Regions from separate parts of the Homo sapiens genome. Here region 2 is linked to region 1. The links are chromatin loops, found by intact Hi-C in ENCODE. Cell type or tissue: dorsolateral prefrontal cortex. All regions are shown on one strand. Each heading gives the region's core, and the rest is flanking DNA. Links, peaks and the distances in the headings are about the cores only.

Region 1 (5,379 bases), core at 89-5,088:
GCATATTCCTTGCACATAACGAAATTAGTTAATAAAAAAATTGCTGCAATAAAAATTCTTGTGCACACATTGCTGAGCATTTTTCTTAAAATAAATTCCCAGAAGTGGAATTGCTGGATCAAAGAGAATACATATTTAAAATTCTGATACTTATTGTCAGAATGCCTTCTAGAAAGTTATACTAATTTTATAATCCCCACAACAAGGTATGGTTAATACTGGCATTACTAAATCTCAACAATCTTTGCTGCTATGACATGTGAAAATTCAAATTATTACTAGGCAAAAAGAATTTTTAAAATAATTCTTCAAAGCAAAACTGCTTACCTTTTTAACCCACACTACGATGGGGCCAGATTCGTCTTAATAAACAATTCTGATCATGTCACCTACCTACCCCATAACTTTCAATGACTTTAATCTCATGGTTAAAGTAAGAGCTCTGGAATCAAACTGCCTGGGTATGACAGATCGCCATTTTTTTTTTTTTAAAGTTCAGACCCTCATCAAAAATACAAACATCAACAAACAAGTATCATTGATTAGTTTGTCCAACTTAGGAAAAAAAAAATGATACCATTACATAAGATTTCAAAGTGTTAATTTGGGTTGAATTAAGTTTATCAGAAAGGTACCCTGGCTGGGTGCAGTAGTGCACCTGTAGTCCCAGCTACTTGAGAGGCTGTGGTGGGAGGATTGCTCGAGTCCAGGAGTTGGAATCCAGCGCAGGCAACATAGCGAGTTCCCATCTTTAAAGGAAACTGCATACTGACATTTTCTTCAGTTCACTTTCTAATAATTGTCAGATCAAAAGTGAAAGCAACGCTGTATCTTCATGCTGAAAAATGATTGCTGTTCCTACTTAGCGAAAATGTTATTCAATGACTAAATAACTTTTGTGATGTATAACAATCTCCCATTGATGTAAATAAAACATCTAAAATAACCAAATAACCAGGGTTAGAACAGTTCCAACACTATTTATATAGAACAAGGACTTGCAATAAAAACAAAACAAAAATAAAAACGACCTACACAATGAAAGCCAGATATTATACATTAAAAATGTAGTAGAAGTATTTTTTGGTGAGCAGCAAGGCATATTCCATCAATATTTAGGCATAGAATGTGCCATTCCAAGCATGGACCATGATCTAGTTTCTTGCAGTAGCAGCCAATTGGACTAACACAATGCTACTTCTTTTACTGTTCAATCAAATTCCTCCACTGCCTTAAGGAATCAACTACCCCATTTTACCGTCAGAGATAATAAGCTTTGTTTTCGTAGCACAGAACATTCACTCCAATTATAATGTCCTACCTTTTCTTCCTCATGGAGGAAATTTGATAAAAAATTAAGTTTATCAGAAACTTCTGATAAACTGATAAACTGATAAATTTATTAACCTTCAATAAATAATTCATAAAGTTCAAACAAGTTTCATGATCGCTAACATTCAAATCCATTTCCAAAACTGGAGTTATACAATATTACTTCTGTGCATGAGATTATACTTATTGTTCACTAGATTTATGAATAACTTCTGGAGGATGATACATGTTTTAAAAGCCGTATTAACATATGAGTTGACAAACATTAAATTTTGTTCCCTTAGAAATTGACAGAGAAGTCAGAATGGGGATAAATCAAGTCATCTGAGGCATTCATTGAGCTACAAGCTATTTCAGGTTATAAAAAACACTGTTCCCTTAATTGTCGTTCCTTCATTTGCTGTATTTATATACACACTCCTACTCCATAAAGACCTCTCCATCTCTCCCACCTCTTCCAACTATGAACAGTAACCTAAAATCACACTGAACTAGACGTAAGAGACTCCCAGGATTTCTCTAAGGTATACCCAGGATCAAGGCCCTCTGGGATCCAAAGAACTGTAGCTCTTTTACTGCAATTTTCCTTCAGAACCACCTTTCCCGTTCCTTCCCTCCTGGACACCGCCGACTCGCGTGTTGGGGGTGGGGTGGGAGACACGCCGCCAGAAAGACAGGCTCTACCCAGCCAAACCTGCACCTCCGAGGCCGAAAAGCCTGGGGCTCTTCCTGCAGCACCGGGCGCGGCCAACCCTCGCTTCCCCAGGGCAGGGCTCAGCTCGGGTCAATGCAACCAGCCAAGTCAGGCCCGGAGCGGGCCGGCTCTGCCCGCCAGTCCAAACCTCTGGACCCTCGCCAGCGGGGATGGGCGTGGGCCCCGGCGGCCACCGCCCCGCCAACTCGAGCACTGGAGGAGCGCACCCGCTACGCCAGCCCCGGACCTACCTGGAGGGGAGAGCAGAGCTCCTGGACAGCGGCCACGGGCCTGAGGGCGGACGCTGAGGCGGCCAGAGTCCGTCCCAGCAACCCCAAGTATCCCTGGTGGGGCAGAGCGGGGAGACGAACGGGGGGGCTGCCGCGGGCCAGCGCGGCCCGTCCCAGGGGTCGTGAGGACCTGGCTCTCCCCTTAACACCAGGCCACCGCCGCCGCCGCCGCCATTTTGCCTTCCACTCAGTGTCGCCGCCGCCGCACTCCGCTGCAGGTTTCCCGGATGTGGGCATTTCCCGGCGTCGCTTGCGCGGGGGCCGAGGACTGGGGGCTTTTGCCCGCCCGGCTGCTGCGAGGGAGCGCGCAGCCTGCGGCCTCCGGGCTTCGTTGCGTCGCCCGCAGCTCTGATCGTTCGTGAGCGTCGCCCCACGTCGCTCCCGCCTGCCCCTGCCCATACGACTCGCCCGCGCCCGTGGGTTAAGGCTGTCTCCCGCCCAGCCTACTTGGTTGATTCAATCCTTTTCCCCATTGATCTATTTCTCTGGACCGAGTAGGGATGTGCATTTCACGGAGCTACGTTCTCAGAAGGGAACAACTGAGTTGCTCTGGGAAACCTCCCTGTGGACCTCAGAATTCCAGATTTTTGGCGCTTTGAAATAAAATTTTATTCTTGCTTAGCGTTCTTTCCCCGAACAAGCCGGTGAGCTTCCAGCATCTGTATTTTCTGAATCCGGCAGATAAGAAATGCTTGAGCCAGGACCGATTGATTAGCAGCGGTTTAGAGATCTTATCTGTCAACCGCATCCGTAGAAGGAGATCGTTATTGCCATAATTGGAATACCGGTGACGGTGTGACAAGAGGTTTTACTTCTGGTTAAGCTGAATGTAAAGTGTGGGATGGGATCGTTGGGTTTGATGTATAAGGTACGGTCCACCCTTTGTGAAGATCGCCTTTGCCAGTTTTTCCTCTAGGAAATATACAGTTAGTGTTTTCAAGTACCTTCTTTCGTAATTTTTCTACTACAGAGTACAAAAAAATTAAAGACATCTTTTTCTGACGTTAAAGTAATAACTGGCTACTTACTGTATCTAGAAATCCAAATGTGAAAACCCGTTAAAAGATTATGTTCCGGACGGGCGCGGTGTCTCACGCCTGTAATCCCAGCACTTTGGGAGGCCGAGGCGGGCGGATCACGAGGTCAGGAGATCGAGAACATCCTGCCTAACACGGTGAAACCCCGTCTCTGCTAAAAAATCCAGAAAAATTTGCCCGGCGTGGTGGCGGGCGCCTGTAGTCCTAGCTACTCGGGAGGCTGAGGCAGGAGAATGGCAGGAACCCGGGAGGCGGAGCTTGCATTGAGCCGAGATCGCGCCACCGCACTCCAGCCTGGACGACAGAGCGAGACTCCGTCTCAAAAAAAAAAAAAAAAAAAAAAAGATTATGTTCCAAGAACATTTGGTTGAAAGTCTATTTTCTACAAGCACAGAGTTTGTAGAAGGCAATGTGACCCAAGGTGGGTCACTAAAGAGCCCCAGGGCTTACTTTCTTCAACGTAAGGGTGCCCCATAAAGACCTTTTCAGCCCTAAAATTATATGAATTATAGGAATCTAATATGTCCACAGGTCTGCTTGCCCTATCCAAAAGGATTATGCATCTGGAAGGGCAGACTGCCCCCAGAATCCTGTCACGTCTGTCATCAACCCATGGTACTTAAGCTCCTCAATGCTCTCTAAACCTAAAGGAAAGTATCTCCACAAACTCTAGTCTTTGGGGAAATTCCTAGATAATTCAGGGAGCTGAGTAAATTGCTCTGTGTAGGACTAGGAGGCTTACTCCTGTGAAGTAGGGCGAGAGATAAAAGAGCAGGGAAAGCAGAGGTGGAATGATCAGGAAGAGAACTGACGAGATGCAAAGCATTGGGGACTGTAGGTGCGGAGAGTGATGATGGTTGGGGAAATACTTACTGTGGGTGCTGGATGTGTGGGAATGGTGATACCTGCCATCACATTTGCAGGTTTTTATATTATTGTGATGGAAGATCTTGGTCCAGTTTCAGCCTACTCAATTCTTCAGTGCTTCATGGAAATGGGGCTTGTTTTTAGCAATAGATGTAGAATCCGATTTCATGCTTGTGTGACCTTAGAAAGGAATTAGGGGGCAGTGTACATGGAAGAAGTCTGGAGACCAGTGTGGCCCTGAGAACATAAACCCTTCCAGAAATTCATACGATCTTAGGGGAAGACACCAGACTATGTGCCACCCACTCTTAAGGAATGGGGAGTTGTGCTCCATCTTCTTGAAAGTGGAGAATCCAGCCAGACTCTGTCCCCAAAAAATAAATAAATAAAATAAATAAAGTGGAGAATTCAAATAAATTATTTGACATTCTGCAGATTTATCCCTTCTCCTTTATTTATTCAAACATTTATTGGCCGGGTGTGGTGGCTCACACCTATAATCCTAGCACTTTGGGAGGCCGAGGCAGGCGGATCACTTGAGGTCAGGAGTTCCAGACCAGTCTGGCCAACATGGTGAAACCTCGTCTCTACTAAAAATAAAAAAAATTGGCTGGGCGTGGTGGGCGCATGCCTATAGTCCCAGCTACTTGGGAGGCTGAGGCAGGAGAATCGCTTGAACTCAGGAGGTGGAGGTTGCAGTGAGCCGAGACTGTGCTACTGCACTCTAGTCTGGGTGACAGAGCAAGACTGTCTTACAAAAAAAACAAAAAGCAAAAACATAAACAAAACAAAAACTCGTTATGTCAGTATGGCCTCATGGATATTTATTTTATGCTTTGGGTATTTATTTTGTTGCTCAAGTTGTTTCAGTTTTGGCCACTGGAGCTCTTTCAGTTGGCGTGTGTGTGTGTGTGTGTGTGTGTGTGTGTGTGTGTTTTAAAGAACTTTCTGCCCAGTTTGGTGGCTCACCCCTTTAATCCCAGCACTTTTTAATCCCAGTACTTCTGGAGGCTGAGGCAGGAGGATCACTTGGGCCCAAGAGTTCAAGACCAGCCTGGGTAACATAGCAAGACCTCATCTCTATAAATCAGCCAGGTGTGGTGGTACACAACTGTAGTCCCAGCTACTCAGGAGGCTGAGGCAGAAGGATCGCCTGAGC
Region 2 (5,379 bases), core at 323-5,322, 120 kb after region 1:
GAGACTGAGTCTCACTCTGTCACCTGGGCTGGAGTGCAGTGGCGCAATCTTGGCTCACTGCAACCTCCGCCTCCTGGGTTCAAGTGATTCTCCTGCCTCAGCCTCCTGAGTAGCTGGGATTACAGGTGCCTGACACTACGCCCAGCTAATTTTTTGTATTTTTAGTAGAGATGGGGTTTCACCATGTTGGCCAGGCTGGTCTTGAACTGACCTCGTGATTTGCCTGCCTCGGCCTCCCAAAGTGCTGGGATTACAAGCATGAGCCACCGCGCCCAGCCGAGCTAAGTCTTATTTGTCCTCACCACATGTCTGTGCAGGAAGGAGGCAGCAGTGAATTTAACTCATTCATATTTATTGTACTAGCTGATGGTCTTCTTAAAACCCAGGCATGTGTCATGAACAACAATGTACTTTTTTTTTTTTTTTTTTGAGATGGAGTCTCGCTCTGTTGCTCAGGCTGGAGTGCAGTGGCGCAATCTCAGCTCACTGAAAGCTCTGCCTCCTGGGTTCACACCATTCTCCTGCCTCAGCCTCCTAAGTAGCTGGGACTACAGGTGCCCGCCACCATGCCCGGCTAATTTTTTGTATTTTTATTTTTATTTTTTTATTTTATTTTTGAGACGGAGTCTTGCTCTGTCGCCCAGGCTGGAGTGCAGTGGTGCGATCTTGGCTCACTGCAAGCTCCACCTCCCGGGTTCACGCCATTCTCCTGCCTCAGCCTCCCGAGTAGCTGGGACCACAGGTGCCCGCCACCACGTCCAGCTAATTTTTTGTAGTTTTAGTAGAGACAGCGTTTCACCATGTTAGCCAGGATGGTCTCGATCTCCTGACCTTGTGATCCGCCTGCCTCGGCCTCCCAAAGTGCTGGGATTACAAGCGTAAGCCACCGTTCCTGGCCTTTGTATTTTTAGTAGAGATGGGGTTTCACCGTGTTAGCCAGGATGATCTCGATCTCCTGACCTCATGATCCGCCCACCTCGGCCTCCCAAAGTGCTGAGATTACAGGCGTGAGCCACCGTGCCCGGCCAATAATGCACTTTTAAATCTACTTATGGGTCTTTAACTTACATGAAATCAGAGGCTGAGGACTCTACTCTGGTGGTCTTAGGGACAGCAGAGGGGGAGGGCAGGGACAGCTACTGTCTGAACAGAAACTACAGGATGTGAGGGCTCTTTCTAACATTTTCAGTTTTGTTTTTTTCTTCCCACTTTCTTCACCCCAGGACTTTCAAAAAGTGTGTTTTTGATGAATAGTTAATAATACATGAAAATGCTCATGAGTAAGAAAAAAGTTTTATAAAAGCATTATCCTGCTTTTGTTAAAAATGAATAAATATGTATATGTGTATGAATAGAAGTAACCAGAAGAAAATGCGACAAAATTTTAATGGTGAGTTTTGCTAGATGCTTTTAACTTTCTTTGTATTTTTCTATATTTTCTACAGTAAATCCATATTATTTTAATAATTAGAAAAAGCCCTAATATAATAACTGTACATCTAATCTCTCTGCATCTGTGAAAGACCACTCTTTACATCTTCATAACCAAATCCAAAGGCTGATTATCAAAAAGCAAAAGGAGAGATCATAAATAGATTGGAAATTGGGTGCTGACTCCCATCAGCCGCAGGTGGCAGCCTGGAGCATTATTTTCTTTTTTTTCCCTCCAACTTCTAAGTTCCGGGGTACATGTGTAGGATGTGCAGGTTTGTCACACAGGTAAACGTGTCATGGTGGTTTGCTGCACAGATCATCCCATCCCTAGGTATTAAGCCCAGCATCCATTAGCTGTTCTGCCTGATGCTCCCCCTCCCCCTACCTCCCACCCTCTGACAGGCCCCAGTGTGTGTTGTTTCCCTCCATATGTTCATGTGTTCTCATCATTCGGCTTCCATTTCTAACGTGAGGACATGCAGTATTTGGTTTTCTGTTCCTGCGTTAGTTTGCTGAGAATAATGGCTTCTAGCCTGGAGCACTATTTTCAAAAGGATTCTGAGCTAAGTCCACATTCCCCATGGGACAGTGCTGGGACCAATGAGTGACACCTAGCATGGGTAAGGGCTGATGGGGTAAAGTATGAATGTCAGCCTATTTATCATTCCTCAGTGCTGGACAGCACCTTGGAGGACATCTGGTTGAAGTCCCTTATTAACAGATGAGGCAACTGAGGTCCAGAGATATGAAGTGACTTATTCAAGGTTCTAAAGGTAGAGCCAAGACCTGGGCTTTGGTCTCGACTCTACTTTCAGCTAATTTGTTCATGCTCACGTGGTTCTCTCCACCACAGTAATGTGGTAGGAATTCATCCATCCTGGCCTCTGATAACACAGATCTCTCCATAAACTCTTCACCCCTTCGGCAGTCCTGCCAAAGATGCCTGGTCTGCCCAACTCTGTTTCTTAGATTGTGATGCTCTTCTCCATACAAACTATCTTAAGCAGAGAAAACCCACTAAAACCACATCCAAAGGCTTGCATGTAGTGACCGATTTTACCAGTAGGTGGCAGTACCAACCAGGAATGGACCAAAAAAGCAGACACTTGGCAGCATTCTTAACCAAAACTCAGAAAGAAAAGCCCCTGATAGAATGCAATGTTTTGCAGACATATTTTTATGGAGGCACTTAAAATCTACAAGGCACATAAACAAGAGTGGAAGGAAATATAACAAATATTAAAAGCAGTTTTCAAAAGAGGTGGTATTTTAAATTCACTTTCCTTCTTAAATTATTTTGCATCTTCCGTATCTTGTACAATGAACAAAAATTTTTCTTAATAAACTTACTAAAATCATGTCAGGTTATTTCAATACAACTTATGCAGAGTCTGAAAAGACATTAGAAAAGCTTTTGGAAATGTGATAATCTCTATTTCTGTCTCATGTCACATAATCATGCAAATAATAAGTGTGTAAAAAATGATGGAATCCTGTAATACTTATTGATTGACTGATTGAGACAAGGTCTCACTATGTTGCCCAGGCTGGTCTCAAACTCTTGGCCTCAAGCAATTCTTCTGCCTCAGCCTCCAGAGTAGCTGGGATTATAGGTGAGTCACTGCATCTGGCTAAATTCTGTAATGCTTTAGTCATGTTAATGTATTTTAGGCCAGGTGCAGTGACTCACACCTATAATCCTAGCACTTTGGGAGGCCAGCCGAGGTGGGCAGATTGCTTGAGCCCAAGAGTTCAAGACCAGCCTGGGCAACATGGCAAAACCTTGTCTCTATAAAAAATACAAAAATTAGTCAGGCATGGTGGTCCCAGCTACTACGCCTATAGTCCCAGCTACTCAGGAGGCTGAGATGGGAGGATCATGTGAGTTTGGGAGGCTGAGGCTGCAGTGAGCTGTGATCGCGTCACTGTACTCCAGCCTGGGAAACAGAGTGAGACCCTGTCTCAAAAAAAATAAAAATAAATCTCATTAGCCTTACTTTTTTTAGTGATAGATTTAGTTAAATTGGAGGCATAACGTTGAATTACTAGCACATGCATCTCTTTCAAGACAACTTGTTTAAATGTTCACTTGCTTGGGTGAAGAGGATTTACACAAATACATAATGGTTATGCTGTTTCATCTCAAAACAACCTAAAATTTAACACTTTGGGTATTGGTTTACGTAAGCTAAGTGTTAATGTATTTACAAATAAATGTATTAGTGTCTCTGGAGTAGGTACATGAGTGTATTTAGTAAGTGTCCCTTACTACAAATTAGTGCAAATGTCAAGATTTCCCCCCGCCTTTCTGGCCAAATTCTTAATTTTAACTCTTATTTCAAGATACTTCCTTAACACTCTTCAAACATAAACTTAATTGTGAGCCAAGTTTGGCTACAGAAAACAAGGTTCTTCATTGAGAACCCACCGTGAATCCTTACCTGGCATCACAGGAATGATTTGACTCTCTGGTCCCCAAAAGGCGGAATGATTCCTCTTCTCTGTGTTTGATAATGCAGGTGGCTTGTTTGGGGCAGTGGCTTTCTGAGACTTTTCCACCAAGGAGTCACCCCCTGCATCTTCACTCGGCCCTGTGGTTCTTGGCAGGGCAGGACTAGCTGCCGTGTGGGTTACCATCTTGCGGTCCAGGCCCACTGAAGTGTGGAAGAGCTACTGTTAGTTGCTGGATTTCTTTTCTGAGCTTTAATACTAAAAACACTACATCTGCAGCTGATTTAAAATCACGGATATTTGGATGTAACAGCCCACTCATCTAAGACATGTCAGAGGACCATAAAAATCTATTCTCACGTTTTCAAATGGGTAATCTGTTCTTTCTTCTTCCAATAGTCAGCTTTCCAAATGTTACACATAAAGAAATGGACGGGGCCCAGCACGGTGGCTCATGCCTGTAATCCTAGCACCTTGGGAGGCAGAAGTAGGCAATCACTTGAGCCCACGAGTTCGTGACCAGCCTGGGCAACAAGGCAAAACCCCATCTCTACAAAAAATTAACAAAAATTAGCTGGGCATGGTGGTACATGCCTGCAGTCCCAGCTACTGGGGAGGCTGAGGTGGGAGAAACACCTAAGGCTGGGGAAGTCGAGGCTGCAGTGAGCCATGATTATGCCACTGCACTCCAGCCTGGGTGACAGAGTGAGAACTGGTCTCATAAAAAAAAGAAAGAAAAGAAAAAAGAAATGGACAAAGACTAAACGTAAACTTAAGGTTTTGAGACTCTTCGTCCTTCCTCAAATCCATACTTCATTACATTTTCTTCAGTTTTTCTTCTTTCTTACAGGGTGTTTCTATGTGTATGATATTATAAGACTGATTTACAGCTCTGACTTAGCCACACCCTGGTGTATCGCAAATTTTCTTTAAAAAATTATCAAAACAAAGCATCAAATCACTGCAGTTTTTAAGAAAGCACATGACATGCAGCATTTTTAGGATAGAAAGAACCTGGAAAATTGAAAAAAATTAAAAACATAAGCAATACTAAAAATTTGACATTTGAGACTTAGACTAGAGACATATTGAATTCTCATTTAAGGCATAGCTTTTACATGTAAAGTTATAACTAAAATCAAGCAGGGGAAGGACACTGTGTTTGCATTTCATTCTCAGAACACAGACCTCCCAACTCCATCCCTTCCAGCCACTGCCTAGCAATGTGACATAGCCAACTCACGATTCTGGCAGAAGTCTTCATCAGACCCATCAGGACACTGCTGCACTCCATCGCAGGCGAGCGTGATGTCAATGCAGCAGCCATCGTCACAGAAGAAGTGGTAGCGTGAGCAAGTGTGCAAACATCCTATTTGTAAACAAATCTCAAGTCACACGAGTGCAGAAGTTCAGACTCTCAAGATGGGGATGACAAAGGGGAGTCCGTGGGGATGATAAAATGCACTTCGGGGAAGAGATGCAAATAATGAGGCA

The links. A loop is a pair of places that touch in the nucleus more often than their neighbours do. Peaks named below come from ENCODE experiments on the same cell type or tissue, not always from the same donor. Only the 100,000 strongest peaks of a DNase experiment are listed, where the experiment ranks them.
Region 2: it touches region 1 in a loop (2.8-fold over the local background); 16 of 110 quality-filtered maps call a loop at or near these places.

The regions. Positions count from the first base shown.
Region 1 is chr6:149,715,572-149,720,950 of GRCh38, forward strand. LATS1 (large tumor suppressor kinase 1) reads right to left here and starts at 2,530. Exons shown (of 8, transcript NM_004690.4): 1 at 2,278-2,530. It overlaps LOC645967 (a long non-coding RNA gene), which reads left to right and starts at 2,050. Exons shown (of 1, transcript NR_134652.1): 1 at 2,050-3,325. RefSeq lists a silencer at 2,020-2,409. In dorsolateral prefrontal cortex, for the core only: a CTCF peak has its summit at 2,565; DNase peaks (open chromatin) are centred at 2,240, 2,550 and 3,530; H3K4me3 peaks cover 3,315 bases; H3K27ac peaks cover 2,713 bases.
Region 2 is chr6:149,832,210-149,837,588 of GRCh38, forward strand. It overlaps LRP11 (LDL receptor related protein 11), which reads right to left. Exons shown (of 7, transcript NM_032832.6): 4 at 5,129-5,254; 5 at 3,876-4,088. RAET1E-LRP11 (RAET1E-LRP11 readthrough) reads right to left here. Exons shown (of 15, transcript NR_182438.1): 12 at 5,129-5,254; 13 at 3,876-4,088. Among named protein-coding and RNA genes, the nearest start is that of RAET1E-AS1, 29 kb to the right of the region's middle. In dorsolateral prefrontal cortex, for the core only: CTCF peaks have their summits at 2,494 (motif pointing right) and 2,711; a DNase peak (open chromatin) is centred at 2,472.